Linked DNA regions of Homo sapiens: region 1 is linked to region 2. The links are chromatin loops, found by intact Hi-C in ENCODE. Cell type or tissue: ovary. All regions are shown on one strand. Each heading gives the region's core, and the rest is flanking DNA. Links, peaks and the distances in the headings are about the cores only. Region 1 has its middle 13 kb from the start of KLRF1. Region 2 overlaps CLEC2A (C-type lectin domain family 2 member A).

What was found. Hi-C counts contacts between places; a loop is a spot of excess contacts. Peaks named below come from ENCODE experiments on the same cell type or tissue, not always from the same donor. Only the 100,000 strongest peaks of a DNase experiment are listed, where the experiment ranks them.
Region 1: it touches region 2 in a loop (2.9-fold over the local background); 74 of 110 quality-filtered maps call a loop at or near these places.

Annotation. Positions count from the first base shown.
Region 1 is chr12:9,813,086-9,816,004 of GRCh38, reverse strand. It overlaps a transcript of KLRF1 not described here. Among named protein-coding and RNA genes, the nearest start is that of KLRF1, 13 kb to the left of the region's middle. In ovary, for the core only: no CTCF peak of the experiment used is centred there; a DNase peak (open chromatin) is centred at 1,654.
Region 2 is chr12:9,924,298-9,927,216 of GRCh38, reverse strand. CLEC2A (C-type lectin domain family 2 member A) reads left to right here. Exons shown (of 5, transcript NM_001130711.2): 2 at 874-957. Among named protein-coding and RNA genes, the nearest start is that of CLEC2A, 6.6 kb to the left of the region's middle. In ovary, for the core only: a CTCF peak has its summit at 1,252 (motif pointing right); no DNase peak of the experiment used is centred there.

The DNA.
Region 1 (2,919 bases), core at 311-2,810, 110 kb after region 2:
CTCTACTAAAAATACAAAATCAGCTAGGCGTGGTGGCGTGTGCCTGTAATCCCAGCTATTCAGGAGGCTGAAGCAGGAGAATCACTTGAATCCAGGAGGCGGAGGTTTCAGTGAGCTGAGATCACGCCATTGCACTCCAGCCTGGGCAACAAGAGTGAAACTCCATCTCAAAAGAAGAAGAATAAGAAGAGGAATAAGAAGCAGCAGCAGCCGCAGCAGCCATACAGGCAGAAATTGGGTTGCTCTTACACATTGTGGTAAGGACTATGCCTGGAAGCCAGGAGATTTACAGGAGCGTATTTTAGCACCACTTTCCTCATAGTCTTGGTAAATACAATGCTAGGCCAACCCAAGAAACACACCAATAACTTGGATCCAATATAATGATAATCTAGGTCATTGCTTGATCCACACACTTTGTACAATTAGCTGGACAGAGTCAAAGAAAAGAAAGATGGAGTGCGTAGCAAGCTATACCTTGTCTCCTGCTACTCAAGTGGTATCTGCTGACAGAGAAATAGACCTCAACCACACAAAAAATCCACAGAAGTCCATCTGCGGCTCAGATAGAATCATCCTGGATATAGATAGCTCCTATCCCAGAGTCCTCTTGTCAAATCTTCTCTCAGAAGTTAGTGTAGAAATGATTAATCAAACCATAGCATGTTGAGACATTTCTGTTACTTCCACAAATAAATTTTGAATTCATTGAAATAACTGGCTTTTTACATTTAAGCTAGAAAGTAGTATATTAGAAAATAGGTAGGATTTGCCTTGTCAAGTTAATTTGAAGGTGCAATTTCTATAGTTCTTGTTATCATCATGATTTATAAGAAAAGTATTCTTGTTTCATTTTATTTCTTTTTTATATTCTTATTGGTACATAATATTTTCATGTATCTCTAAGGTACATGTCATATTTTGATACATGCATCGGTTGTGTAATTATCAAGTCAGGGTGTTTAGGATATCCATCACCTCAAGCATTTATTATTTCTTTGTGTTGGGAACACTTCAAATCTTCTCATAACTATTTTGAAATATAAAATACATCGTCGTTAACTATAGTCACTCTACTATTCTGTTGAACACTAGAACTTATTCCTTCTAATTGTATGTTTGCATACCTCCCCCCTCCCACACACACACACACACATCCTTCACAGCTGCTAGTAACTATCATTCTACTCTTTACCTCCATTACAATAACCTTTTATGGTGGCAGCAAAGGGTGGGCTGGGCGGGCAGCCCTCGGGCCCCCAAAGGAGTGCAGATGTCAGCGGTGGTGGAAAGGCGGTCCCCAGGCCACTGAATGATGCACTTGGGCACTTGTGGGCCGTACCAGGCTTTGCGGGTCCAACCTCAGGCCTCCTGATGGTGCACACAGGCTGTGGTAGGTGGGGCTTGCGAGCAGCCAGGCTGGGTCTTCAGTCAGGCCTCCTGATGGTGCAGGAGCATACGCGGAGCTACGGGTGGGACAGGGCCATGGATCCCCAGGCCCCTGGGCAGTGTGCTCAGGCACTGGGAGAGGCTTTGCTTGGTGGTGTGGTCCTACCCTCAGACAACCCAATCCCCTATGTTGTGCTCAGGGCTCAGGCTGTGGTTGGCAGAGTGGGCAATCCCCAGGCGCCTCCCAGCGGCGTGCTTGGGTGGTGGCAGTCCCGGCTGTGGAGATGGCAGTGGGTGGAGAAAGCCTGTCGGTGCGCAGCTGCTTTGCTATTGGGAGTCGGGGTGGCTGTCAGTGGCAGCGACCTCACTCAAGTGGCTGTCAGGCTCTGGGGAGCTTGCGTTTTGGCTCCCTTTGACTGGAGGCAGCCTCCCCAGTGCACTGCACTGCCGATTCCCCCGGGGTGTAGAACACCTTTGGGGCTAGAGTGCCAGGGACCCAGCCACACGGCTGGCACCAATCAGCCTTGTGCCACTACAGCCCTCCCGGTGTGTGGGGTGTTGTGGGGGAAGTGAAGGATGTCTGCGGGGCTCCAGGGATGTGGAGATGCGGAAGCTGTTGAGACCCGAGGCAGGATGAAGTCTTGTTGGGGCTGGGCTCCAAATAGCCTGGTCCAGGAGGTGTGTGGGACCTCGCCTGAGCTCCGTCCTGGAACAGTGCTGTTGCGCGGTGCAGGCTCCAGGCAGCTCCCCATCCTAGTCTCGGGGCCCCCAGGGCTCTCCCATGGCTACGACTGCAGGAGTCTGCGGTGGGAATGTGGACACACTTTCCCTGCACTAAGAAGTCTCTGGGCTCCCAGACAGTTTCAGCTGAGCTACCTGCCTCCCCTCTGTCTCTTTCCTGCCTCAGAGCTTTCCTGTCGCTTCTCTGCTTAATTCGAATGTGTTCTTTTAGATGCTGTATTCCAAGTCTGATTTTCTACTGGGTGTTTTGGTTCTTCTTTGTGGAGGAAAGTACTGAGGGCCTGTAGACAGCCATCCTGAAGCCTCTCTCGGGGGAAAAATGTTTTCTTCCTCCGTATCATGAAATGTGTGAAAAGAGTCGAAATTGCGACCTTGTAAATTTGTTATTCTATTTTTTAAAATTCCAGCTGGGCGTGGGGGCCTGCGCTTGTACTCCCAGCTACTGGGGAGGCTGAGGTGGGAGGATCACATGCACAGAAGTTAAAAGCTGCAGTGAGCCCTGATCATACCACCGCACTCCAGCCTGGCTACAGAAAGAGTCCCCGTCTCGAAAATAATTAATTAATTTTAAAATCCTACAAGGTTTTTAGGAAGGAATTTTTGGTTAGATTTATATGTCAGTTAAGACATAAAAGAACCAGCATGGCACATGTATACATATGTAACTAACCTGCACATTGTGCACATGTACCCTAAAACTTAAAGTATAATAATAATAAATTAATTAATTAAAAAAATAAAAAAATAAAAAGACATAAAAGAGGGAATGCCATGAGACTGGCAGCAGGT
Region 2 (2,919 bases), core at 294-2,793:
TTGTAGTCTAGGAGCAACAGTCTGTAATATATAGCCTAGGTGTTAGTAGGCTATACTGTCTAAGTTTGTGTAAGTACATTCTATGATGTTCCAACAATGACACAATCACCTAAAGGCACATTTCTCAAAATATCTCCCCATTGCTAAGCTATGCATGACTGTACACACACACACACAGACACACACATACACGCACATTCTTCCTAGATTGTTTCTACATCTACTAATGATATATCAGCTACAATTACTTTATCATTAATAGAATTATTATTTGTTCTTAACCTCATAGCATTTCCACGAGTGTCAAATCCTGAGTTTTCTCTAATTTTGTTTGCTTACCACAAATAAATAAATTACTGCTTTTATCTTGAATATTCTCTGGCTGAAACACATTGTTTATTTCCTCCATGGCTTAAAGAATAAAGAAAAATATATCTCTCATTTAAGGTCTTCTGTCATGACCTTATGACTCCTTTCTTTCCTGTCTTTAATCCTATTGCCTTATATATCTGTTATAAACATTTGCTCTAATCGTGGACCTTTTGATGATCTTTATGCCTTTTTGCTTAAAATCCCCCATTCAAACTATTTCTACCTTTTAAGTAAACTTTCCTTTCCTTTCCTTCCTCATTCCCCCAAAACTCAGTGATTTCTCCACTCACCACTCTCTCGAGCCGAACAGCTATAGCAATCATTTTTTGGTACTTATCTTCCTTGCACTTTTTGATGGTTTGCTATCCTTTGTTATTTTGAGATGTATGTACTTGATTGAGGGTTTCCTGATTAACAATTATAGGAGAGGAATACACCAGTAATAATATCGAGTCAGTGTTTATTCAGAAATTGTAAAATATGTGTTGATTTAATTTGCAGTTCCCAAGTTGATACAAAACTGGAAGATTGGCCTTATGTGCTTCCTGAGTATTATTATTACTACAGTTTGCATTATTATGATAGGTGAGTGGTTTAATTCATACACTTTCTATGGTTCTTCACTCCTGAAGGGTCCATGTATATCTCAAGTTTAACTCCAAATCTCCCACATCTAGAGTGATTAAAGGGTTTTATAGACACTTGTCCTCAAATTTTTACCAGTTCAACAGTTTTTACCATAATCCTTGCCTCTCCCCCAAACACTCTCAGTTTTACAATAGAATTATGTTCTTGACTTTATAGTCCTTGATGCTTAAGAAAAATAATCTTAAATTCTTAGATGACCACCAGATGGCAACAGCAATAGCGATGTTACTGAAATGCCAGGGGTTCAGTCTAGGTCCCATTGCTCAGGGCACAGAAAGCCAATCCCGGAGACAATGACTATTCCCGAATTAGGGAGGGGTAGGGAAGAAGAGTTGGTCAACAGGGAGCAGGTGGTCGGTTAGACAATCATGGCAGTGAGGAGTCCCTTGTCTGGAAGTGGTGATCTGGTGACTTTCGGTTTCCTGTTACTATCTGAGAGGACTAAAGGTCAGATTCCTAAAGAATGAACTCAAATAAGACAAATGTAAGTTTCAAGTTTTAAAACTAGGAGGATCAATTTCTATATTTATAAAAAAAAATCCCACATAAACATCAGTTCTATGGGCTTGTTACAGATAATTTTCTTTTTTAGAGTTTGTGAATTAGTGAGCTAATGTTAAATACACTATGCTCTGCTATTTGTATTTAATCCTCATTAGACTAGGATACAGGTATAAGAAAATCCATTTACAGATAAAAAATATACAGGACAGAATGAGTAAGTTGCCTCTCACAAATAATACATTCCAGACCTAGGATCAAACACCTTGGCTGTATAACTCTAATGCTTGATAAATTTTAAAAACCATGCAGCTTGACCTTCATAATTGTAGCATTCCTTTAATTTCTTTTTAATCAAGAGTAAGTTATGTCACTAATAGTTTGTTCTATAAAACTTTATTTATTTCTATTAGTTGGAATGCAAAATCTTACCTCTACCCGCTCAGGGTTTTTCTGCGGGCCTGAGAATGAAATTGACACAAGACACATCAACTTGAGCAAAGCACATGCGTTTAGTTAATATAAGTTTGACGTGACATGCACGTCTTCCTTATGAAAGCCTAAAGATGCAGGTAGAGTTGAACACTTATATATTGAATTCAACAAAGGGTAATAAATTATGAAAATGTGGCAAGGCAAAGAGGTTTGATCTAGGGTAATTAATTGGGTAGAAAAGTGACCGGAAAGATAAATGTTAAATTAACAAATGTTGTTTGCACACATTTCCTTTGGCCTCAACTACCTATCCTTGACTATAAGAATGTTGCTTTCCTTCTGGTATAGAGAAGATATCTTTCACAAAGGTATTTTATCTCCTGCTTATAAGAAAAATAAGGAAGCTCAGAGTGTTTTCTCTTGCATCTGCTGTTTTAAAAGTGCGTTTAACTCAAAAGAGTCTATATGCCTGAGTGACATATTTCGGGGCATCATGTTCTGAACTCCTTCACTATCATATTAAGTTAAATGAAAAAAAACAAAGAAATAACGGCATATGTGACCTTTTGCAAGACTGTCTCATTGGAATTGCAATATTTGTAAAAATGAAGTTGTTAAATTTCCTCTGGGTTCTATGGGTTTATTTTGTGAAAAAGATCCAAAGGTAGAATTTAATTCCTGAGCCATGGCCAAATAGTCCCCAGCACTTGATTTTCCATATGCATGGTTTGCTTAATTTAGCACTTATATTTGGCTAAGTAGCACTGCTCTTTGTTTTGTTTTGGTTTGATTGGGTTGGGTTGGGTTGGGTTGGGTTGGGTTTCGGTCATTCTCAAGAATACTGATAGTCTTCTTGTTTATAGTCTCTACTGTCAGTGTAGTCTTAGAGCTTAATGTTATTGCTGTCTAAACATCTGGAAGTTAAATATAGACAAGAGTTTCTACAGTAAGTTTTTATGTTCA